3 separate regions of the Homo sapiens genome follow, and all the other regions are linked to region 3. A link is a loop called in an ENCODE intact Hi-C map of the cell type or tissue named here. Cell type or tissue: heart left ventricle. All regions are shown on one strand.

Region 1 (8,000 bases), 290 kb after region 3:
GACAGAAGGGAGGGACTTAGAATTGTAGAATGCACAGGACACAGAATTAGCTGGTCTCAACAAAAGGTCTAAGCCTGGTCTGGAGGGATGTGCAATTGGGCACATTGACTATTCCTCTGATTAGCTCGGAATCCCTTCATCCCTTGCTTCAGGGAGACAGAGGGAAATCCTGTCATCCTGGAGAATGAAATTCACTATGGCCCGCCTTTCCCCTCCCCAGTCCTCTCTTTGGGTGGAATGCATGGAGGAGCAGGTTGCACTGCCTCTCACTAAAGGAGGAGTTGGGCACTCAGCTGTTGGTGACTCACATGTTGCTCATTCTAGAATATGGGTCCCAAGCATCTCCTGACCTCAGTTTCAGGCCTTGGCTGCCATTCCAGGACAACAGAAGAAGTCCCACCAACATCCTCTGACACTTTCTTGTGGAGTTTCCTGTGGGTCCAGAGTAGAGATAAGGGCTGGGAAGACCCTCACCCAGCCCTGGGCTCAAACACCTGCTGGTAGCCTCTGCCATCATCTCGATCACACACGGGCTAATGGTGTTGCGACAGGGCTGGGATGATGTCTTAGTTTGGACTGCCCTGGAGGCAGACCGTGAGACAAGGCTTTGAACACAAGTAGTTCTGTGAAATGGGGAAGGAAGGCAGCCCACAAGGGGTGTATTATCAAGCTAGTTACCACTGTGGGCAACTGGAGTTCAGTCTTGCGGGGGAAATCTGGGCATCAGAGTAGAACACGTGCCCCAGAGTTATCTTGCCTGAGGAGTGAGGGAGCTGGGGTATTTATCCATCAACTCCTGTGAGTTATAGCTAGAAGAAGGGCTCTGCTAAGGGTTGTTAATTCCCTGGCACTTCCAGCATGCTGCCTGGCCTTCTGCAGTTTAGGAAAGAAAGCTCTCAGGTGCAGACATGCAGATTCACAGGTGGAAGGCAGCGGGAGCTCCCTGAGGTGGTGAGGCCTCAAGGAGTGAGCAGGATGCCTATAGGATCCACTATCAATGGTTATCATCTCCACTTGACAGATGGGGGAACTGAGAAGCAAAGTGACAGTCCCAAATCACACTGCAGTTTGTGACAATGAGGGGCTGGAGCTCAGAGCATGTGGGTCCAGGGTCTTCCACTATTTTTTATGCCGTTGTTATGAATCTTCTGGGCATAAGAGGACCTGCCCTTGGTATCTCATAGGCTGACTCTGGTTGCCCTACATGCCTGCCTGCTACATTGTCTCCCCTGATGACCCCCACTTCCTGGGTCTACCCAGAGTCCAGAGCCCAAAGCCATACCTGCAGGAAGGGAAGCCTGCAGGACATGCACATGTGGCAAGGCTTGGCTTCTTACCAAGTGTAAGACTATGTAAGACTCGCAGAGCATGGGGAGGAGGGTAAGCAGGAGACAGGGTGGGGTGGGGAGCTGGGAGGTGGCCAACTTGTCAAGCTGTGTGGGAGGAAGGCGTGCTGAGCAGAGGTAGACAGAACAGGACTGAGCCAGCATGGAGGGCAGTCCAGAGGACCGAAAGGTGGGCTGGGCAAGTCTGAGCCCCCTGCCCCTTGCATGGTTAGTTGTGACGTGGGACTGTTTGCATAGCTGGGAGCAGATGTCTCAGGCCTCAGCACTGAAGGCTGTGTGTGTTCATCTAGGAATTACTTATGGGGGCCCCGTATGTCCCAGCTAGAGTGTCAACAATCTTGGGGGACACGTGGGAGAATTAGACATTTGGTTGCTCTCAGAACCTGTTGGGTCCTGTAGGGGGAATAAAACGCTTCCTCCAGCCTATAGGGTTTTTCGTGTTTTTGCCCAGAGACAAGGTCTTGTTCTGTTACCCAGGCTGGAGTGCAGGATCCTATCTCACTGCAGCCTCAGCTCTAGGGTTCAGGTGATCCTACCGCCTCAGCCTCCCGAGTAGCTGGGACTACAGGCATGCACCACCACACTTAAGTTTTAAATTTTTTTTGTGGAGACTGGGAGTCTCACTATGTTGCCCAGGCTGGTCTCAAACTCCTGGCCTCAAGTGATCTTCCCACCTCAGCCTTCCACAATGCCGGTATTAGAGTTTCCAGAGCCACCATGCCCAGCCTCCATTCTACATTGAGTCCTGAGTTGGATGGTAGAAAAGAGCACAGCCTCAGGAAGCCCCTAGTTTGAGGGCAAAGACATACTCTCAAATCCAGTTGTGAGGTTCCCCCCTTTCTGCTCACAGAGTCGTGGAAACAGTTTTCTTCCCAGTCTTTGATACCAAAAAGGAGGTGGAGATGACTGGGAATTCCACCTGGCTGGCCCAGCAGAAGCTCGATGCTCAAAGGTGGACACCAAGAGCTGCAGGTTACCCTGCCCACACCCACCCATTCCTAAAGCCAGCCTGTGGTCGCTCATGAGCAGAGGTGACTGTGTTAGTCCCCTCCTTGTGCCCTCATGCTTTGCAATGTGACTTTGCCATTCCTCCCATCAGGAGGTGGAGTGTGTTCCCCACCCCTTGAATCTGGGCTGGTGTATTAGTCAGTGTTCTCCAGAGAAACAGAACCAACAGGATGTGTATATATATAGAAGGACATTTATTTTAAGGAATTGGCTCATGTAATCATGGAGGCTTGGTAAGTCCAAAATTTGCAGAGTAGGCTGGCAGGCTGGAGATTCAAGGAAGAGTTGTCATTTCAGTCCAAAGGCATTCAGCTGGAGAATTCCTTCTTGCTGGGGGGAGATCAGTCTTTGTTCTCTGTAGGCTGTCAACTGATTGGAAGAGGCCCAACCACCTAATAGAGGGTCATCTATTTTACTCAAAGGTCCCCAACTGAACTGTTAACTGCATTAAAAAAAATAAAGAAAGAAAAAGCACCTTCACAGAAATATCCAGAATAATGTTTGATCAAATACCTGGGCACTATGGCCCAGCTAAGATGACAACATTAACCATCATGGCTGGCCTGTCACTTGCTTTGGGCCATAGAATGTGCTGACAGTAAAGCTGTTGAGTCCTGCGCCTAGGCCTCAAGAGGCCTTGCTCAAATCCATTTGCTTTCATGGAATTCTGCCAAGCCATCAGGCAGACGATCTTGATTTGAAGGATGGGAGACTCTGTGGAACAGAGATGAGATGTACCAGCTGACTCCAGTTCCCAGCCAACCTGGCAGCTGACTGCATATGCCCAAAGGGAGCTCAGCTGAGATCAAACTGCCCAGGAGAGCATGGCCCAAATTGCTGACCTGCAGAACTGTGAGCTAAATCAATAGTTGTTGTTTTAGGCCACTAAGTTTTGGCATGTTTTGTTACACAGCAAGAGCTAACTGATACACAGTCTAACTTCTGCAGTGCTCCCAAGACAGGTATCCTAACAGCCTGCTACTCAGCTGATGGAGAAAACACAGGCAAATGTAGGGGCAACTTGCAGCTACCATAGGCTCTGTGGGTGTCTGCATCCATTGATGGTATACATGCAGACACTCTTCTACCTTGATATTTAAATGTAGCTCTGCCAAACCCACTCTGGCCTGCCAAGCTCCCACAATACTGTGCCAGAGCAGAGGAGGGGCTGATGGCTGGCAACTGGGAAGGCTATGTGCTGGAGGTAGAGGGAAGCCAAGGGCTGGATCCTGGAGGCTGCTGCAGTAGGCCCAGGGGAGTTGCAGGGATGGATCATAGGATGGAGGACGGGAAAAGAACTTGGGAGGCAGCAAACCTGGGTCAACTTCTGCTTCTGTTGCTCATCAGGCCTGTGTCGTGGGACAAATCACTTCACCTTTCAGAGCTTCCATTTTTCCAAGGGTAGAGTTAGGTTTTATGGGGCCTGAGGCTGATACAATTTGGGAGCCCTCCTCAAGCAGAAGAATAAAAACTATGATTACGAAATTGCAGGGCTTTGGAAGGGGCCCATGCAAGTGAGCTTAAGCTGCATTGGCTTTGCAGTAAATTGCTTCTGGCTTCTCCACTAGAAAAAATAGTAGACTTAATACTGATGGAACAGAATGGTTTTGAAGGTCAAATACATTCACCATACATAGTGGGAGTCCTGGGGGTGGAATCTGGCAGGAAGGCAGCTTTGCAGTGGGGAAAGGGCTCAGGCGGTGGCTGGTGGGTGGGCTCCTGGGGGAGAGAAGGGTGGAATGAGGAGTGTAGTGGAGAAACACAGAGGGGTGTCTGTTCTCTCATCGGGTCTCCATGTAACTGCCCCCAGGGCACACAGAGAGGGTTGTAGGCAGAAGCAGGAGCTGATTTCACGAGATTCTGAGGCCGAAGCAAGGTTGGGACAGGGTTCCAGACACAAACTTGGGAAGAAGGGTATGTTTTCTTCTCTAGAGTGAAAGGCTGAGCTGAGGATTCTTGAGCAGGTGATTTATTGAGCGAGTACTCTTAGAGAGACATAAGAGGGAGGGAATGAAGCAGGCCAGGGCAGGGAAGATGCTAAGCATGAAGTGGTCTCAGCTGGGGTCTGACTTCAGCCTGATCCAGGGGAAGCTCTGGGGTGTGGATCGGCCACTGAGCTGTCCCCCGTTGGGGTAAGCAGGACAGATTTTTTTGCACCTCTGTGTCAATTACTTTTTGGGGGAGATCTTAGCAATAGCTGGTGGGTGGGTGCAGTGGCCAAGGAGAGGAATCTGGGCAGGGCACCAACAGAATCCGTTACAAGGGTCCTTCTCCCATTTCTGCGTGATACGCAGACCTACTACGGTCTCAGGTTGCCAACTTGGAGGCTATAGGGGGAGAACAGATGGAATTTAGGAGGGTCCATAGTGCTGGTCATCAGGGCACTCTGGCAGGGGCAGTGGTGAGGTACTGCCCCCAAGTGGCTTCTAAGGCCATAGCTCTCTAGGAGGGGACCCGTGCTAAGCAGATGTAAGATATCCCAGTTATTCAGAAATAACTGGGATAAATCGAGGGGCCCTGGAGCACCCTTAGTCTGTGGACGGGGGCAAAAGCCCATAAAGTGTGTTTTCCCTGTTAATGCCACCTCATTTGTGTCCATAGGATGGAGAAACCTGGAGGAGCTCGGGGCACATATGGGAACAGCCTTTGTTGACTCTAAAGTGTAGGATGATTTCCAAGGCCATGTACCTGATCAGCTGGAGGTAGTTCCCATCCTGTGGAAGACATGCATCCCAACCTGGCTATGGCCCATTGATCGGTTCATGAAGAAGGGAAACCAGGCAGGAGGGGATGGCAGTTTGGTGCAACTGGGGTCCTGCAGCCTGCCATGTCCTAGAATAAGAGGCAATGATATTTATCTTTGCTGAGATGAGTTGCAGAAAAAAAGCACTTAAAACTTGCCTATGGTGTCAGTGTGAAACGGTACAAGAAGGAGGGAATCGTTGGGGGCCATATTGGCTGATGACCACAGGGGTTAATGCAGCCATGCCTCCTCTGTTACACACACACACACACACACACACACACACACACACACACGGAACCTTGAGATTCTGGTGCACTGAGTCCTGAGGATCCCTGGAGGAATCTGTGTGGCGGCTGCGGGGCCAGTGGAGCTGTAACAGTGGCAGTCGCTGCAGAAGACTGCACTATTCATCAAGGGTCTGGGCAGAGGAGCAGTGGTCAAGCTGGAGTGGTCTGGTGTGCGGCGTGGCTTGGTGCAGGTTAGTTAGACCTGATGCAGGGGCCTTCCCTTGGTGATGAGGTCTTCATTTTTATGTGCCCTAAAACAAGGGCCCAGGACCCTCCAGGCAGCCTCTCAGCTAGTGTGTCAAGGATAAAATGAAGAGTGATGTAGAAGTATTTTGATGAGGAGACATCTTCAAACCTGAGGACTTGTCCTTTTCTCAGCCTGGAGTCTCCCTGGCAGGGGAAGGAGTGTGTGTGGGTCTCCTCTGTGCCATGAAGCCAAGGCAATGCCAGTCCCCAAATTGTGGTCACATGAGGCCTCTCCTGCCTCCCAGGTCAGGGAGTGGGACTCACCGTTCATCTATTAAGGAACTTTAGTATCTGGCCATGTGCTTTATGAACAGGTCACTCCATCTGAGCTTGCAGGGAGTTCTAATTTCTGGGCTCTTCCCTAAGGAGCTGGCTCCTAGGCTGAGAGTATAGGTCCTCAGACCCCAGTCCTTCCCCTATGCCACCAGCTCAGTCTCTAGTCTGGAAGACTTAGGGGTATGGGGGTGTACCCCTTTCCTATTTCTATGAGCTGTTCTTGGGGATGGAGGGAAGCAGGACATATCCATATCCTCCAGTTCTCAAAGGCAGCTTGTGCTTCCATAGAGGAATTTTGGACTCTCAATACATGGATTTTATTTTTATTATTTTTTTAAGAGACAATGTGACAGCAAGAATCAATGTTGCTTTAACAACCCACATACTCAATTATTTGACTACCTCTCTCTGACTTGATCATCTGTTTTGGAACATTGTAAACCACTCTTGGAGTCTTGCTTTGTCACCCAGGCTAGAGTGCAGTGGCATGATCATAGGTCACTGTAACCTCAAACTCCTGGGCTCAAGTGATCCTCCTGCCTCAGCCTCCTGAGTAGCTGGGACTATAGGGGTATGCCACCATGCCTGCTAATTTATTTTTTTATTTTTTGTAGAGACACGGGCTCTCACTGTGTTGCCCAGGCTGCTCTCGAACTCCTGGCCTCAAGCAATCCTCCTATCTTGGCCTCCCAGAGTACTGGTGTGAGCACGGTATCTGGCCAACAAATGAATTTTGAGTAGGGACCCCCCTGCTTCTTTTTCATCATCAGAGCCCACTTTTCTTGGTGACTGGTTAAGAGATGAGGATGAGATGGGAAAGAGAGGCACTGGCCCTTTAAAGGGGAAGCCAAGGTTTGTAGCAAAGTGCAAATTGCATGCAAATGGATCCGCAAAAGAGACTTGGGACCCAGGGACAGCTGGCTTGGATGAACCAAAGGGTTTTTGTGCCAGTTTGCCCAGCCCTGAGTCATGGTTCCCTGCTGGATGTGAGAAGAGGCACTACAGCTCCAGAATTTCTATAAAGGAGGCTCTGGGATTGGGGGTGAGGCACAATCTGGCTGGGAAGGTGAGAAGCTGTGGAAAGTCACCCAACTGCCTGGGAGCCACGCACTTTTTACTAACTGTATGTTTTCAGCGGATGGCTTTGACTCTCAACTTCCTCTCTAATCTGTCAATGTGACAGCAAGAACCAATGTCACTTTAACAACCCCCATGCTCAATTATTTGACTACCTCTCTCTGACTTGATCATCTGTTTTGGAATTTTGTAAACCACTCCTCCCTTCTTGCCCCTTTACCACCTGAGTTCAACTGTTCTTTTTATGCCTGATGGAATTTGACATTCTTTCCATGTACTTGCCTGGTCCTATTGTCCCAACGACCAATGCAGACCTCCTCCTGGAGCTCCAGGCTGAAGTAGCCCGGTGTCTCCTAAACAACTCCTGTGGTTGTCTCCCAGGGACAGCAAGCTGAGCAGATCTGAAATGGAACTCATTCATGGTCCTCCAACACTCAGTTCTCTGCAACCAGTATCCGCCATTACAATAAAATGGTGACCCCATCCAACCAGTGGACAAGCCAGAAGGCTGAGGTCAGCTTGGACACCTCCCTTACCCTCATGGCCCTCATGCAATCTATCTCTAAGACGAGTCCTCTTGTCTCAAAGCTCTTGTCTGACACCTTGACTACTTCAGTGGCCCGTAACTGGTCTCCCTGCTCCCTCTCTTACTATCCTCCCAGCCCTCCATCCTCATCTCCTCCAGTCCGCATTCAGAAGTCACGTGTCTCTATTCTGATGCAATTGTCTATCTGTATGACACTGGAAAACTTGCTGCCTTAGTTCTCTATTGGTCAAAGTTGGTCTGCAGACTTGCCAAAGACCAGAACAGATGAGTTTCTGGGGTGTCATGACCCCAGGGCACCAGCTGTGTTCTGGATAGAGAGAATCCCACAGTGGGGTAGGGAGGCCCCTAGGGTCCAGGAACTGCAGTGTAAGCGGTCGCAGCAGTTCTGCTCCCCCTTGGAGTCTTCAGCTTCCAGGTCTTTGCAGCCTGCCTGAGACTTCCTGCCATCAAGAAGGAAGAAGTGTTTG
Region 2 (8,000 bases), 70 kb after region 3:
TTCCCCCGAGACGGAATCTGGCTCTGTCGCCCAGGCTGGAGTGCAGTGGCGCAATCTTGGCTCACTGCAAGCTCCGCCTCCCAGGTTCACGCCATTCTCCTGCCTCAGCCTCCCGAGTAGCTGGGACTACAGGCACCCGCCAGTACGCCGGGCTAATTTTTTGTATTTTTAGTAGAGACGGGGTTTCACCGTGTTAGCCAGGATGGTCTTGATCTCCTGACCTCGTGATCCACCCGCCTCGGCCTCCCAAAGTGCTGGGATTACAGGCGTGAGCCACCGTGCCCGGCCTATGTGTAGCAGGCTTTAATGGTGGGCCTGCAGCCATGTCATGGAAAGAAGCTGACCTGAAGATCTCAGTTCTTTCTTCTTCTACTAACTAGCAAGCATACCTCAGTTTCTTCTTTAAAGCGGGATGATCCGATTATTATCATGTTGGGGTTCACTTTTTATTTTTTCAGTGTGTCCCAAAGCAGCAGCACGTTTAGGTATAGCCCTCTTGCTATCAGCTTGAGGGCCTTAGAGCCAGGAAGGGAGCCAGGACATTTATAGGCACAGAAACTAGGGTCACATACAGATCCCCCCACCGCATGTGCTAGGGGTACATGCAGACCTTCCCAGTGCTGACCAACCTGCAGAGAAGAAATGGGCCCTAGGTATTCTGGATCTGATTCTTTTTGGTCTTCAATTATTTTTATTTTTATTTTTTTAGAGACAGGGTCTCGCTGTGTTGCCCAGGCTGGCCTCGAACAGCTGGGCTCAAGCGATCCTCCTGCCCTAGCTTCTTGAGTAGCTGGTGGTCATCAATTCATTTTTAGCAAATTCTGCAGAATTTTTTTTTTTTTTTTTTTTTTTGAGACGGAGTCTCACTCTGCCGCCCAGGCTGGAGTGCAGTGGCGTGATCTCGGCTCACTACAACCTCCGCCTCTTGGGTTCAAGCAATTCTCTGTCTCAGCTTCCTGAATAGCTGGGACTGCAGGCGCCCGCCACCATGCTTGGCTAATTTTTTTGTATTTTCAGTAGAGACGGGGTTTCACCATCTTGGCCAAGTTGGTATTGAACTCCTGACCTCGTGATCCATCCGCCTCGGCCTCCCAACGTGCTGGGGTTACAGGCGTGAGCCACCGCGCCCGGGTTCTGCAGGAATTTTGGAGAGACTCAGGCAGTAATAAAATAGGATGTTTACAGAAATTAAAGATGGCGGCCGGGCGCGGTGGCTCACGCCTGTAATCCCAGCACTTTGGGAGGCCGAGGCGGGCGCATCACGAGGTCAGTAAATCGAGACCATCCTGGCTAACCCCGTGAAACCCCGTCTCTACTAAAATACAAAAAAATTAGCCGGGCGTGGTGGCGGGCGCCTGTCGTCCCAGCTACTCAGGAGGCTGAGGCAGGAGAATGGCGTGAACCCGAGAGGCGGAGCTTGCAGTGAGCCGAGATCGCGCCACCGCACTCCAGCCTGGGCGACAGAGAAAGACTCCGTCTCAAAAAAAAAAAAAAGAAATTAAAGGTGGCTGGACACATTGGCTGGTGCTTGTCATCCGAGCTACTTGACAGGCGGAGGCAGGGGGATCGCTTGAGGCCAGGCGTTTGAGACCAGCCTGGGCAGCATCATGAGACCCTGTCTCTAGAAAAAATAAAAAAATTAGCTGGGCATAGTGGCGCAGGTTTGTAGTTCCAGCTACCGGGGATGCTGAGGCGGGAGGATTGCTTGAGCCCACGAGTTCGAGGCTGCAGTGAACTATTATTGCACCACTGCACCCAACTTGGGTGACAGAGACCCCATCTGTTTGTTTGTTTGTTTTTGAGACAGAGTTTCGCTCTTGTTGCCCAGGCTGGAGTGCAATGGTGCAATCTTGGCTCACCGCAACCTCTGCCCCCAGGTTCAAGCAATTCTCCTGCCTCAACCTCCCGAGTAGCTGGGATTACAGGCATGCGCCACCATGCCCAGCTATTTTTTTTTTTTTTTTGTATTTTTAGTAGAGACGGGATTTTCTCCATGTTGGTCAGTCTGGTCTCCAACTCCCGACCTCAGTTAATCCCCCAAATTGGCCTCCCAAAGTGCTGGGATTATAGGCGTGAACCACTGTGCCCAGCCCGAGACCCCATCTCTTAAAAACAAAATAAAACAAAACAAAAACGGCCAGGTGTGGTGGCTCACACCTGTAATCCCCAAACTTGGGAGGCCGAGGCGGGTGGACCACTTGAGGTCAGGAGTCTGTGACCAGCTTGCCAACATGGTGAAACCCCATCTCTACTAAAAATACAAAAATTAGCTGGGCATGGTGGTGCGCACCTGTAATCCCAGCTACTCAGAAGGGAGGCTGAGGCAAGAGACTCAATTGAACCCAGGAGGCGGAGGTTGCAGTGAGCCGAGATTGCCCCACTGCACTCCAGCCTGGGTGACAAAGTGAGACTCGCTCTCAAAAAAAAAAAAAAGAAGAAATTAAAGATGAAAGAAAACAAACATTCCAAAAAGTTGAGAAAGAATTGCCTTTTGTCCAGCCCCACTCCCAACCCCCCAACCCTGTTGTAATGTGTGATCTGTTTTCTTCCAGTCTCGTTTCCTCTCAGTCCATCCACCCTTCATGGGGCCAGAGCCCTCTCTCCAGAATCTGAGCAGCAATGCCGTTTGCTGAAGACAAGACCTATAAGTATATCTGCCGCAATTTCAGCAATTTTTGCAATGTGGATGTTGTAGAGATTCTGCCTTACCTGCCCTGCCTCACAGCAAGAGACCAGGTGAGCAAGGGAAGTGACAGCCCGACACTGGCCTGGGGGCAGGGCTGTGGAATTCAAAGCTCAGCCCCATCCTAGTTCCTCACCCAAGCCTGGGCTGGCTCCTTCCTTCTTCCTCTTGCTGTGTCTTGCTCCTTGTCCTTGCTGCTTTTCTTTTTTTTTTTTTTTTTTGAGATTGAGTCTCGTTCTGTCGCCAGGCTGGAGTGCAGTGGCACGATCTTGGCTCATTGCAACCTCCGCCTCCTGGGTTCAAGTGATTCTCCTGCCTCAGCCTCCTGAGTAGCTGGGATTACAGGTGCGTGCCACCACGCCCAGCTAATTTTTTTGTTTTTAATAGAGACGGGGTTTCACCATGTTGGCCAGGATGGTCTTGATCTCTTGACCTTGTGATCCGCCTGCCTCGGCCTCCCAAAGTGCTGGGATTACAGGCGTGAGCCACCGCACCCTTGCTGCTTTTCTAACTTTTGGATGGAGTGTGGCTCAGGGTGGCGTTGCTGACTTCGCCGAGCTCCCCCTTGTGTTGCTTTTGTGCACTGCTCAAAAATATGGCGCTGGCTCTCTGAGATTTCCTGGCTCTGGTCCACTTGCCCACTTTTTTTGGAACCTCCTATTTCCTTCATCTCTCTTGCCCTTCCTTGTCCTGCTCAGTTTTGATTCCATTCTCCTTGTCATGGGGCCCTGTCCTGGCACGGAGCTGGGACTCAGGTTTGAGAGCTGGCAGGATCAGGGTCGCTCTAGCCCCAACAGAACTTGCTGCAGGCCCCTGGCACTCACTAGCTGGTGAAACGGGCACAACCCCTCCCCGTTGTAGCTGCTGTTCTCAGATTGGACCCCTGTGCTCCAGAGGGTACCTGTTGGCTCTTTTGGGGCCTCCTGTCCTCAGATTTCTCAGGAGCCCCATTGTTGTCTCCGCTGTCCTCCCACACAGATCGCATTAGTATGCAGGTCTGTTTGGAGTTTGCTCCTCCCTCTTGTATTTTGGGGTTTATAGGGATATCTTGTTTTATAGTAAATATTTTCTGTGGGTTTTCTTTATTTTCTTTAAAAAATTTTTTTTTGAGACGGAGTCTCGCTGTGTTGCCCAGGCTGCAGTGCAATGGCATGATCTCAGCTCACTGCAACCTCTGCCTCCTGGGTTCAAGTGATTCTCGCGCCTCAGCCTCCTGAGTAGCTGGGGTTACAGGCGCATGCCACCACACCTGGCTGATTTTGTATTTGTAGTAGAGATGGAGTTTCACCATGTTGGCCAGGCTGGTCTTTATTTTTATTTTTGAGACAGAGTCTTGCTCTGTCACTCAGGCTGGAGTGCAGTGGCACGATTTTTTTTTTTTTTTGAGACGGAGTCTCACTCTGTCGCCCAGGCTGGAGTGCAGTGGTGTGATCTCGGCTCACTGCAAGCTCTGCCTCCTGGGTTCACGCCATTCTCCTGCCTCAGCCTCTTGAGTAGATGGGACTACAGGCGCCTGCCACCATGCCCGGCTAATTTTTTGTATTTTTAATAGAGACGGGGTTTCACTGTGTTAGCCAGGATTGTCTCGATCTCCTGACCTCATGATCCACCCGCCTCGGCCTCCCAAAGTGCTGGGATTACAGGCGTGAGCCACTGCGCCCAGCATTTTTTTTTTTTTTTTTTTTGAGATGGAGTCTCGCTGTGTCTTCCAGGCTGGAGTTGCAGTGGTGCCATCTTGGGTCAACCTCTGCCTCCTGGGTTCAAGCAATTCTCCTGCTTCAGCCTCCTGAGTAGCTGGGATTACAGGTATATGCTACCACACCCGGCTAATTTTTGTGTTTTTAGTAGAGACGGACTTTCACCATGTTGGTCAGGCTGGTCTTGAACTCCTGACCTTGTGATCCTCGGCCTTCCAAAGTGCTGGGATTACGGGTGTGAGCTACCGCACCTGGCTATTTTCCTTTTTCTAAAAATCTAGCTCCTGCAGGATTCTGTGGGTTTTTGTTTCTGCTGTCTGGTTGCTTGTTTTTATGTGAGAATTCAGGTAGACATAAAAACTCTAGGGCTGGGCACGGTGGCTCACGCCTGTAATCCCAGCGCTTTGGGAGGCCAAGGCGGGTGGATCACCTGAGGTCAGGAGTTCGAGACCAGCCTGGCCAACATGGCGAAACCATGTCTCTACTAAAAATACAAAAAAATTAGCCGGGTGTGGTGGTGGGCTCCTGTAATCCCAGCTACTCGGGAGGCTGAGGCAGGAGAATCGCTTGAACTCAGGAGGCAGAGGTTGCAGTAAGCTGATATCACGGCACTGCACTCCAGCCTGGGCGACGGAGTGGGACTCCGTCTGAAAAAAAAAAAAAAAAAAGAAACAAAAAAACTCTGCAGCCACTGTCATCTGCCCACAATCTCCCCAGCATTCTCAGCTTCCTTGTTTGTTATTGTCGGCCCCCTCTCTTTCCGTCTTTTGCCCCTTTCATCATACTTTTGCTATCTACCTTTTCCTTCTCTCCTAATCCAAACCTTTCTTTTTGCCCTGGGGGCCATATTAATCCAAGGCTTTTGTATCAGATTAACTGGGTTTGGATTCCTGCCCCACTGTTTTAGGATCTTTGCTACAGTACTTTGCTTCTGCTAAGCCTCAGTTTCCTCATTAGTAAAGTGGAGATAATAATGGCATTAAATAAAGATGATACATGCAAAGCCCTTAATGGAGAGCCCAGGACATAGTTAATTGCCAGTTTCCGGCAGCTGCCTTTATTGATGTGGCTGCTAATTGCTCTTCCTCACTCCATACCTGGCCCTGTCCTGGGCTCCGATCCAGTTTCACGTGGCTGCCTTGCCCTTGTGGCTTTCTTGGCACCCCTCCCCCCGCTGTGGCTTCATTCTGGGTGGGGAAGTGGCAGGGGCCACCTGGCTTGAGCAGGACAGTGGCATTGTGTCTTCCAGGATCGACTGCGGGCCACCTGCACACTCTCAGGGAACCGGGACACCCTCTGGCATCTCTTCAATACCCTTCAGCGGCGGCCCGGCTGGGTGGAGTACTTCATTGCGGCACTGAGGGGCTGTGAGCTAGTTGATCTCGCGGACGAAGTGGCCTCTGTCTACCAGAGCTACCAGCCTCGTGAGCGTCCTGCCCTTGCCCTCCTGGACCCCCAGCCTGCTCCCTGGCCTCCGCTCTCCTTTTCTCTCTCCCTGTACTTCCTGCCTTTCTCTGTCATCCTCTTTCTTGTCACTGTGAAGCGATGAATAAACCTGGGTGTAGATCCAGGCTGAGCCACTTACCAGCTGTGTCCCTTTGGCCAAGTCCCTTAATTTCCCTGAGCCTCAGGCCTCTCTTCTGTAAAATGAAGCTCATGGCAGCATCTGCCGCGGGGAGCTGCAGTGGGTGATACTGCGGGACGATGCGTGTTGAGTATTGAGCTGGGCTGGGCACTTCCTGTATGCCCAGCACATGGAGTCTCCCCTAACTTTCACGGCTGTAGCATTCGCCTCCCACCCTTCCTCATTTCTTCTCCCCCACCTACTCATTCACCCTCCCTCTCTCCTCCTTCTCTTCCCCTCCCCTGGTTTACCCTGAGAGCCTTCGACGCCCTCTATCAGCTGCCCAGTTATTCTTTAAGTCCCTCTCAGTGTCCCTGCCACTCTGAGTGCTCGGAGGCGATTTGATGAGATTGAGTTTGATCCTGAGTGAGATCAAGACATGGGAGGAGGCTGGGCGCGGTGTTTCACACCTGTAATCCCAGCACTTTGGGAGGCCGAGGCAGGCGGATCATGAGGTCAGGAGATGGAGACCACCCTGGCTAAAACAGTGAAACCCCGTCTCTACTAAAAATACAGAAAATTAGCCGGGCATGTTGTCCCAGCTACTCAGGAGGCCGAGGCAGGAGAATCACTTGAACCAGGGAGGCAGAGGTTGCAGTGAGCTGAGATCGCGCCACTGCACTCCAGCCTGGGCGACAGAGTGGGATTCCATCTCAAAAAAAAAAAAAAAAAGACATGGGAAAAAAAATCAAGCCAGCCCTATTTATATTTCAAACTAGAGGTAACCCCCGAGACCCTGGTCACATTTATAGCTGTGGGACATCCATGTTTTTCTTTTCTTTCTCTCTCTTTTTTTTTTTTCCTTTTAGAGACAGAGTCTTGCTGCGCCACCCAGGCTGCAGTGCAGTGGTGCAATCATAGCTCACTGCAGCCTTGACCTCCTGGACTCAAGTGATCCTTCTACCTCAGCCTCCAGAGTAGCTGGGACTACAGGCATGGACAACTACACCTGGCTAATTTTTAAATTTTTTGTAGAGATGACATCTCACTATGTTGCCCAGGCTGGTCTCAAACTCCTGGGCTGAAGCGATCGGCCTCCCAGAGTGCTGGGATCATAGGTGTGAGCCACCGCGTCTGGCTCTCATGCTTGCTTTTCTCTCCTTTTTCCCTTCCTTGCTTTTCCTCCCTCCCTCCCTCCCTTCCTCTCTTCCTTCCTTTTTTTCCTTCCTTCTTTTTAAATATGTCTCTTCATGTGTGGAGATTAATAGTGATCCCTGGCTGGGCACGGTGGCTCACGCCTGTAATCCCAGCACTTTGGGAGGCCGAGGCGGGCGGATCACAAGGTCAGGAGTTCGAGACCAGCCTGGCCAATATGGTGAAACCCTGTCTGTACCAAAAATACAAAAAAATTAGCTGCGCATGGTGGTGCAAGCCTGTAATCCCAGCTACTTGGGAGGCTGAGGCAGGAGAATTGCTTGAACCGGGGAGGTGGAGGTTGCAGTGAGCCGAGATTGCGCCACTGCACTCCAGCCTGGATGACAGAGTGAGACTCCGTCTCCAAAAAAAAAAAACCCAAAAATAGTGATCCCCTGAATACAATGGCTGTGGTAGGGCCTGATGAGGGGTGGGGGCAAAGGGGAGGGGCTCAGGTGGCAGCATCAGGGCAGGGGTCAGTGAGCAATGATAGTCATGTGGAGGAGAAAGCCACTGGGTCCTAGGATGCCTGGGGACAGAGAAGAGTGACTGCTGACACGGCGTGGGTGACTAGAGACCCACGAGGCCCCCCCATACTCCCCTTCCTCCCTTGCTACCTTGTCCTCCATCTGCTCTCACCCTCCCACTCCTGCCCCCTTGCCAAGTGATGCTTGTCACTCCTTTTTTTTTTGAAATGGAGTTTCGCTCTGTCGCCCAGGCTGGAGTGCAGTGGTGCCATCTCAGCTCACTGCAAGCTCCGCCTCCCGGGTTCACGCCATTCTCCTGCCTCAGCCTCCCGAGTAGCTGGGACTACAGGCGCCTGCAACCATGCCCGGCTAACTTTTTGTATTTTTTAGTAGAG
Region 3 (8,000 bases):
GGGGTTAGGAATATGGGTCCCTCCTTAGTGAAGAGGTACTTCTAGAGTCAGGATGAGAAGAGAGTTTGACTAACGGCATGGCCTTGGGCACCTGACCGGACCGCTGCCTGGTTTCTCATGGCTTTACCTACCTTATAGGGGCTTTGTGAGCATCTAAAGCATTTAGCACAGAGCAGGGGCCCTATTAGTATCAGCTGGTACTATCATTAATGAGACAGTCTCAGTTCCAGCAAGAACTGTTCTTTTTCGCAGGAGACAAATGGAAGTAATTCGTCTTGTTGGAACCTGCGGTGAGGTAGCTGGGTTAAACAGGAGCACCTGGGCAAGCAGGCAATGCTCCTCCTGCTCACTCGAGAGCAGGTGGGGCTTCCTTGTGGCCTTCTGGTCTCCAACTCCAGGGCTCGGATTTCGGGAGGGAAGGTGGTGGCAAGGGGGATCCCAACTACTTTTTGTTGTCACTTCAAAGCCCTCAAGGCCTGGAGGGGATTCCTGAATGCCAGAAGTAGAGGCCAAGAGTGGAAGTCACCCCCATTTCTTGTTTTAAAGTCATATATAGTGGTCTTGATTTTCCATAAGGGGCCATAACCAGGGCAGGCCAGGGACAAGAGATGAACTGGATACTCCCCCATTAACATTCCCAGTGTTGGAGAGGAGAAACTTGGTGGTAAAGGTGGGCCGGGGATGGGAAGGAAACACAGAAGTGATGTGCCAGCCTCAGGTGAGGTGGGAAAACCGGTTTGGGGCCCAGAGCTGCCAGCCATGCTCAAGCCCAGGCCCTCCCTTGGTTGGAACTGCTGGGGCCTGAGGGCCTCAGTGAGGAGGGGTAGGGAGGGAGGGGCTGGCTCTGAAAGGAAAAAGGGTAGGATCAGCAAAGGGACCTGACCTCACCTTTGTACTGGGGGCCCCCTGGAAGGCACTGCACAGGGAGTTACCAACCATCCTCTGCCTCTTGGGGGTGCAACCTGTTCCTAGCAATTTCACCTTCCTCCTGCCACTGTGCCTAGAGGTGGCCACCAGGCTTGGATATGCCAATCACTGAAAGGCCTAAAGGGCTCCCTCTTAAGGCACCAAAGGTAAACCAAAGGGTGACCTATATGCCCCTCCAAACTCCAATCTGGACCCCAGAAGCTGCCCCAACACTCCTTTCTTTCTGTCCTGACCCCACTCCTGCAAAGGCCTTCAAACCAGCCTCGGTAGGCCTAGTCCCCACGTGCATATTGATTTGCCCCCAGAGACTGATGGCTCCCTCCTGCCCCAGCCAAGTGACCCCAAGCTTGAGGTCTCCTCCTGCCCCTCTTCCGGTCAGGGCAACCCTCTCAACACTTGCCTCCATGTCCCACCAGAGCAAGGACCAAAGAGAGCCAGGACGAATAAGTCCCCCAAGACAGACGCAAGCCCAGACCATGAAGGATGCACCCTTGGCTGTTAAAACGTTCACCCCCACAAAAGGGGAGTGGACAGATTTATTGAAATCAAACTGGGAAAGGAGCAGCTGGACGGCTGGACTCTGGGCCCAGCCCCAGGCCCCTCTGCCCAGGATGGGGCCCTGCCAGAGAGGGAGGAGAGGCATGGGGCCTGCAGCTGCCCACAAGGAAGCGCCCTTGGTTACTTCCACGGTGGGGGGCCTCTTGGAAACCTCCAATCTGGAAAGAAAACCAAGGGCCAAAGTCACATGGACAGGGCCAGAGAAAGGGACTGGGGAGGTGGAAAGCAGGCAGAAGCAGGCTCAGGAGCCCGCAGTGAGTTAAACTGTGCTTCTCAAGGCGGCCTGGGGGGTGGGGGTGGGGGCTGCCAGCCTTGCAGGGGGCCTAGGCTGGACCTTCTTCTGGAGCCCTTCCCAGAATGGCTTTGGGGTCCCCCCACCAAAGACCTGACGTGGATGGCAGAGGGGAGAGGCACTCTCCGGCCGGGAACCTCCAGGGCCCATCCCTGGCTGCTGCTGTGGTTAGTCCACTGAGGGCACGGTGTGGTAGCACCGGACAGCTCCCCACCCGCCCCACCTGGTCCCCTGAGCCCAGGGCCAAATGGGGAGGAAAGAGGATTCTGAGAAAGAGGCAATAAGCAGGCAGTGAGGCTGACCTCAGCCCCGGGCCCGGCCGAGGTGACCGGGCCTGTTGCAGGACCAGGGGAAGCATTACTAAAGGATCTGGGGCTCTGCACTCTGGCTCCATGCACAGCGGGTGCCCAGAGAGTCCTCTGCCCTGGGGTGGTGCTGCCAATCTAGGTTGGGGGCACAGCTAGGTCCAGTGACTCAGCTTTGATGTCCAAGACCTCGAACTCCCGCCTGCCTGGCGTGGTTCTTCCTGGTCACATGAACCAGATCGTGTTCCAAGTGGAGGATGTGGCTCTGCACGCGGTCATCAATGGGGAAGGAGGTCAGGTACCTCTTGACCATGGCAAAGTAAGCCATGGCCTCCCCAAAGCTGGGTACAGGCACCTCATCACCATCCTCCTCATCATCATCGTCGTCTTCATCTTCATCATCCTCTTCCTCATCGTCCTCTTCCTCACTGTCTGAATCAGAGTCCTCCCCACCTTCCAGGAAATGCAGAGTAGGGCACTGGGCTTCCTCCTGGGCACCATAAGCCCCGAAGCTGCCACCGGCCTCCACTACTCCCTGGGCCCAGTCCTCAGCCTCCAAGCCCTCCGAGGAGCTCTCCTCATCTTCCTCCTCTTCTTCATCACTATCAACATCACCCTCCTCCTCCACCTCCTCTTCCTCCCCCAATTCCTCTCCTTCCCCCCCTTCCTCCTCCTCCTCCTCCCCTTCCTCCTCCTCTTCCTCTCCTTCACCCTCTTCCTCCTCCTCTTCTTCCTCCTCCTCCTCCTCTTCCTCTCCCTCACTCTTGAGGGAAGTGGTGATGGTGGCATTAGGGCCACCCCCAAAGCCAGCCTCACGAAAGCAGGCGGCTATGTCCGAAGGCTCCACTGCCTGCCAGGCGGCAGCCACAAAGTGCAGGGCCTCCGTGAGACCCAGCTGCAGGCCTGAGGGATCCTGGCCCTCTAGCGCGGCCATGGCCTTGAGCAGCATGGCCTGGCGGTAGTGGCCCTTCACCTGCTGGACCACTCCCCTCTCCAGCGGATGCACGGTGCCGGGAGGGAAGAAGGCCAGCTGCACATGCCGCAGGCCCGAGGTGTCCAAGGACTGGGCAGCCAAGCGGCCGGCCAACAGCAGGACCCGGCGAGACTCTGCAGCCATTCGGGTGTCCAAGGCCTTCAAGTACTTGGCCAGGGCCTGGGTGGTGACACCACCCTTGGAGTTGGCGGTGTAGTCGCAGGGCAGGCCGGCTTGGCCTGCGCGGGGCTTGGCCGACTTGCCGGCCACCAGCGGGGGCAGCTTCTCGCTGCCGTCGGCATTGGCGCATAGCAGGACGCTCAGGCGCTGGGTGGCTTGACGCGGCCGTCCGTCGCCTCCGCACAGCCCCGCGGCCTGGTCGGGCAGGAAGTCGTACCATAGACTGGTCTCGGTGGCGCTGAACACGTCCTGCGAGGCGTAGCCCTCGGCCACCGACGGCGGCTGCTCCTCCCGAGCGCGCCAACCAGTAGTGCTCCCGCCACTGCCCTCCGAGGGCACCGCGGCCGGACTGGCAGGCGCCGCCGGGGTGCGGGGGGCAGCGTTTCGCGCGCGGGCGCGGGCCACGCCGCTGCAGGACACCACGCCGTGGCGCCGGCGGAAGCGGTCCAGCCAGCCGTTGGAGGCGGTGAAGTCGTCCATGCCCAGCTCCTCGGCTATGCGCAGCGCCTTCTCCTTGAGGATGATGCCCTTGACCGGCAGGCCGGCGGCGCGGATCTGCTGGAACCAGGCGATGAGCAAGCCCTCGAGCTTGTCGTAGGGAGACAGCTTGTTGGTCTTGCGGCAGGTGGAGGCCACCCCGTACTTGCGCTCCGACGCCAGGATGGCGCGCTTGTTCTTCAGGATCGTGCTCAGCGTGGACGGCGGGATGTTGAAGCGCCGCGCGATCTCGCCCTTGCGCAGGTCCGGATTCTCCTCCACCTCCTGGATGATCCGTGACTTCTCCCGGAACGTCAGCTGTCGCCTCTTGGGGCCCATCCCGGCGCGCCCCCCGCCCCGGGGCCCGGCGCCGCCGCCGCCGCCCCGGGGCGGGGGGCCCGGGCCCGTGGCGGGGGGCACCTGGCGGCCTCTCCCGCGCGCCCCGCCCGAGACAAAGCGGCTCGCGGGCGCGGCGGCGGGGCGACGACCCGGCCGGGCCGGGGGCACCTCCGGGGACGCCGGCGGGCGCGTCGCCGGGCGGCGGGCGGCAGGCGACGGGCGCAGACGAGGGCGGGCGGCGCGGGCGCGGAAGGCAGGAAGTGCCGCGGCGCGGGGAGCTGGGAGCGCGGCGAGCGGGGCGGAGCGGGCGGAGCGGGATCTCGCGGGAAGCGCGGGGACGCCCGGCGCCTCCTCCCCGCCCTCCGCGCCCACCCCCTTCCCGCCGCCGGGACATACCGCGGGGGGGCGCTGCGGCCTGCTGGACCTGCCCGTGCTGCGGCCTCCGGCGACCCGGCAGCGACGCGGGCGGGGACGCGGTGCATCGCTACTGCGCCCGGCGGACAGCGACTTGCTGCTCAAAAAGAATAAGAACCAGGGTTTTTGTTTGTTTTTTTTTTTTTTAATTAAGGTAAAAATAACGCACTTTTTTTTTTGCGGAACCTGAAAAATTCAAGAAGTTGAAAAACGCTTTTCACGTCACCTGGAGAGATGCACAGGTAACATTTTGATACATTTCCTTCCAGTCTTTTCTCTAGATGCATGTCGTTTTCTTTTTAAAAATTTATTATATAAAACTGGCATCAGACTGTATAGACTGTATATCTGGCATCTCCTGCTGTTTTACCTGGCATCAAGTAGTGAGAATTTTGCCATATCGGTAAGTATCATTGCCAACACGCTTTTTAATGATTGTGTAGCATTCCAGCTATGAATGAACACTAGCGTATGTAACCTATTGTTACACACTTAAGTTATTTTTAAAATCAGCATTACAGTTGTAAATCTATTTGATGGTGCTAATGACATTTTTAAAGTTCTAGTAATCCCACAACCCATAGATAAACACTCATAACATCTTGGTGTGTCACTTTCTGGGCTTTTCCATGCATATAGCCATAAATGTATGTGTTTGCACTTACAGAAATAACATCATGTATATACATAAGTGTGAATCCCTGAAGCCTCCCTCTCCTGCAGCAAAACATTAAAATGCCAAGCTCTTAAAACAATGAATGTATAGCTGTGTTTTTAAAAATCTCTTAGGGCAGCACTAAGGGGAACTCCAGCATTGGCAGAGGGGAAGGCTGTGACCCAGGGGGACAGGCTGAGGACCTGGGGCTGGATGAAGCTGTGGGTGAGTGTAGACAAAGAAGAAAAGAGGACCAAGGACAGTGCCCTGGGTCCTCCAAGGTTAAGGGCTCAAGAAAGAGGCCAGGTGCAGTGGCTCACGTCTGTAATCCCAGCACTTTAGGAGGCCGAAGCAGGCGGGACCACTTGAGATCAGGAGTTCAAGACCAGCCTGGCCAATATAGTGAAACTCCGTCTCTACTAAAAATACAAAAAATTAGCCAAGTGTGGTGGCACTCACCTGTAGTCCCAGCTATTCGGGAGGCTGAGGCAGGAGAATCGCTTGAGCCTGGGAGGCAGAGGTTGCAGGGAGCCAAGATCATGCCACTGCACTCCAGCCTGGGCAAAAGAGTGAGACTCCATCTCAAAAAAAAAGAAAGAAAGAAAGAAAGAACCAAATAGAGACTCTTGAAGTGGAGGAGCCCCTGAAGCAGGAGAAAAACCAGGCTACTGTGGCATTCTGGAAGCCAAAGGAAGAAAGTGTAACTCACTGCTGTTTTAGTGCAAATTTCTGTTTTCGTATGTTTCTTGGCCATTTGAATCCTGTGAATTTTCTAGTCATATCCTTTGACCATGTGTTTGTCTTTTTCTTGACTTTTAGGAGCTCTTTACATGCTCTGAAGAAAAGATCTTGTTAAGTATGTTGCAAATGTTTTCTCCCTGTCTGCCACTTGTCTAAGTTAGTTTAGGGAATCTTTTGGATATGAGAAGTTTTTAATCTTCAACCTGTCAATTTTTTCCTTATTGCTTCGGGGTTTTGTGTCTTACTTAGAGAGGACTTCCCTATCCCTGAGATATAAAAGATATTCTTTTAATCTCAAGGTCCAAAAGAACACGTGGGAGACTTTTCCAGAGCACTGCTTGGCCCAAGAGGAGTGTGTGGTCACTGGGCAAAAATGAATCTAAGATTACCTGGATGAGAACTCCTTGCCATGCATCTTTTCTTTCTTTCCTCTCTTTCATCCTTTTCCTTGTTTCTTTCCTTCCTTCCTTCCCTTCTTTCTTTCTCTTTCTCTCTTTTCCTTCCTTTCCTTCTTTCTTTCCTTCCTTCCTTCCCTTCTTTCTTTCTCTTTCTCTCTTTTCCTTCCTTTCCTTCTTTCTTTCCTTCCTTCCTTTCTCTTCCTTTCCTTTCCTTTCCTGTGGCCCCTCCTTAGTGCCATACAAAGGGCATTGGCACAATTACTTCTAGGACAGAAAAGCCACGCCCATCATATGCTGATGTCATAGCCATTTCCAGATACCTCGTCTACCCTTTGCCTGTAGCAGTGCACGGGGCCCATTTCCATCCCCTCTCAAGTGACCATTTCCCCCAGCAATCCATCTGAGGCCCCGGGCTTCCCCACCTCTTTCTGTAAGTCCCAGCTTTCTGCTTTTAGGACTGTTTGGGAAATCCATAACTCACCTTCTCTTCTTTTGGTCCAGCCTGCCCAGAGCTGTCCTTCAGGCCCCTCAGCAAGCTTTCCATTCTCCTTTTGTTTATTTGAGACAGGGTCTAGCTCTGTCACCCAGGACGGAGTACAGTTGCACGATCATAGTTCATTGCAGCCTCAGTCTCCTCAGTAGCTAGGACTACAGGCATGAGGCACCATGCCTGGCTAATTTTTAATTTTTTTTTTTGAGACGGAGTCTCACTGTGTTGCCCAGGCTGGGAGTGCAGTGGCGTGATCTCAGCTCACTGCAACCTCCTCCTCCCTGGTTCAAGCAATTCTCCTGCTTCAGCCTCCTGAGTAGCTGGGATCACAGGTGTACACCACCATACCTGGCTTAGTTTTGTATTTTTAGTACAGACAGGGTTTCACCATGTTGGCCAGGCTAGTCTCAAACTCCTGACCTCAAGTGATCTGCCTACCTTGGCCTCCCAAAGTACTAGGATTGCAGCCGTGAGCCACCTCACCCGGCCAAAAAATAATAATAAATAATAAAAATAAAGAGAACAACATTGGGCGCGGTGGCTCATGCCTGTAATCCCAGCACTTTGGGAGGCCGAGGTGGGCAGATTACGAGGTCAGGAGATCGAGATCATCCTGGCTAACACGGTGGAACCCCGTCTCTATTAAAAATACAAAAAATTAGCCGGGCATGGTGGCGGGCGCCTGTAGTCCGAGCTACTCAGGAGGCTGAGGCAGGAGAGTGGCGTGAACCCGGGAGGTGGAGCTTGCAGTGAGCGGAGATCGCGCCACTGCACTCCAGCCTGGGCGACAGAGCAAGACTCTGTCTCAAAAAAAAAAAAAATTAGCTAGGCATAGTGCCTTGCGCCTGTAGTCCTAGCTCCTAGGGAGGCTGGGGTGGGCCGGAGGATCACCTGAGCCCAGGAGCATGAGGCTGCAATGAACTATGATTGCACCACTGCATTACAGCTTGGGTAACAAACTTTGTTTTGAAAGAAAGGAGGAAAAAGAAAGAAGGAAAGAAGGAAGGAAAGAAAAGGCAGAGATTGCAGTGAGCCGAGATTACGGCACTGTACTCTAACCTGGGTGACAGAGTGAGACTCTGTCTCAAAAAAAAAAAAGGTTTTATTAAGATATATTTCAAGAAGCATACAATTCACCCATTTAAAGTGTACAGTTCACAGATGTGCTCAACTGTCACCACAGTCCATTTTGGAATTTTTTTTTTTTTTTTTTTTGAGACCAAGTCTCACTCTGTCGCCCAGGCTGGAGTG

Evidence for each region. Hi-C counts contacts between places; a loop is a spot of excess contacts. Peaks named below come from ENCODE experiments on the same cell type or tissue, not always from the same donor. Only the 100,000 strongest peaks of a DNase experiment are listed, where the experiment ranks them.
Region 1: it touches region 3 in a loop (2.3-fold over the local background); 26 of 110 quality-filtered maps call a loop at or near these places.
Region 2: it touches region 3 in a loop (7-fold over the local background); 56 of 110 quality-filtered maps call a loop at or near these places.

What each region holds. Positions count from the first base shown.
Region 1 is chr20:4,067,479-4,075,478 of GRCh38, forward strand. No RefSeq gene overlaps it. Among named protein-coding and RNA genes, the nearest start is that of RNF24, 56 kb to the left of the region's middle. RefSeq lists enhancers at 3,972-4,473, 4,474-4,973, 6,971-8,000, 7,584-7,878. In heart left ventricle, a CTCF peak has its summit at 4,777 (motif pointing left); no DNase peak of the experiment used is centred here.
Region 2 is chr20:3,852,006-3,860,005 of GRCh38, forward strand. MAVS (mitochondrial antiviral signaling protein) reads left to right here. Exons shown (of 7, transcript NM_020746.5): 2 at 2,553-2,736; 3 at 5,630-5,804. The coding sequence starts at 2,620. Among named protein-coding and RNA genes, the nearest start is that of MAVS, 9.2 kb to the left of the region's middle. RefSeq lists an enhancer at 5,667-6,166. In heart left ventricle, a CTCF peak has its summit at 3,251 (motif pointing left); a DNase peak (open chromatin) is centred at 3,256.
Region 3 is chr20:3,782,433-3,790,432 of GRCh38, forward strand. CENPB (centromere protein B) reads right to left here and starts at 4,308. Exons shown (of 1, transcript NM_001810.6): 1 at 1,419-4,308. The coding sequence starts at 4,051. The coding sequence ends at 2,252. It also overlaps a transcript of CDC25B not described here. RefSeq lists enhancers at 3,004-3,714, 3,680-3,819, 3,715-4,424 and a silencer at 4,260-4,609. In heart left ventricle, a CTCF peak has its summit at 4,492 (motif pointing right); DNase peaks (open chromatin) are centred at 2,096, 3,494, 3,819 and 4,439; H3K4me3 peaks cover 3,089 bases; H3K27ac peaks cover 1,467 bases.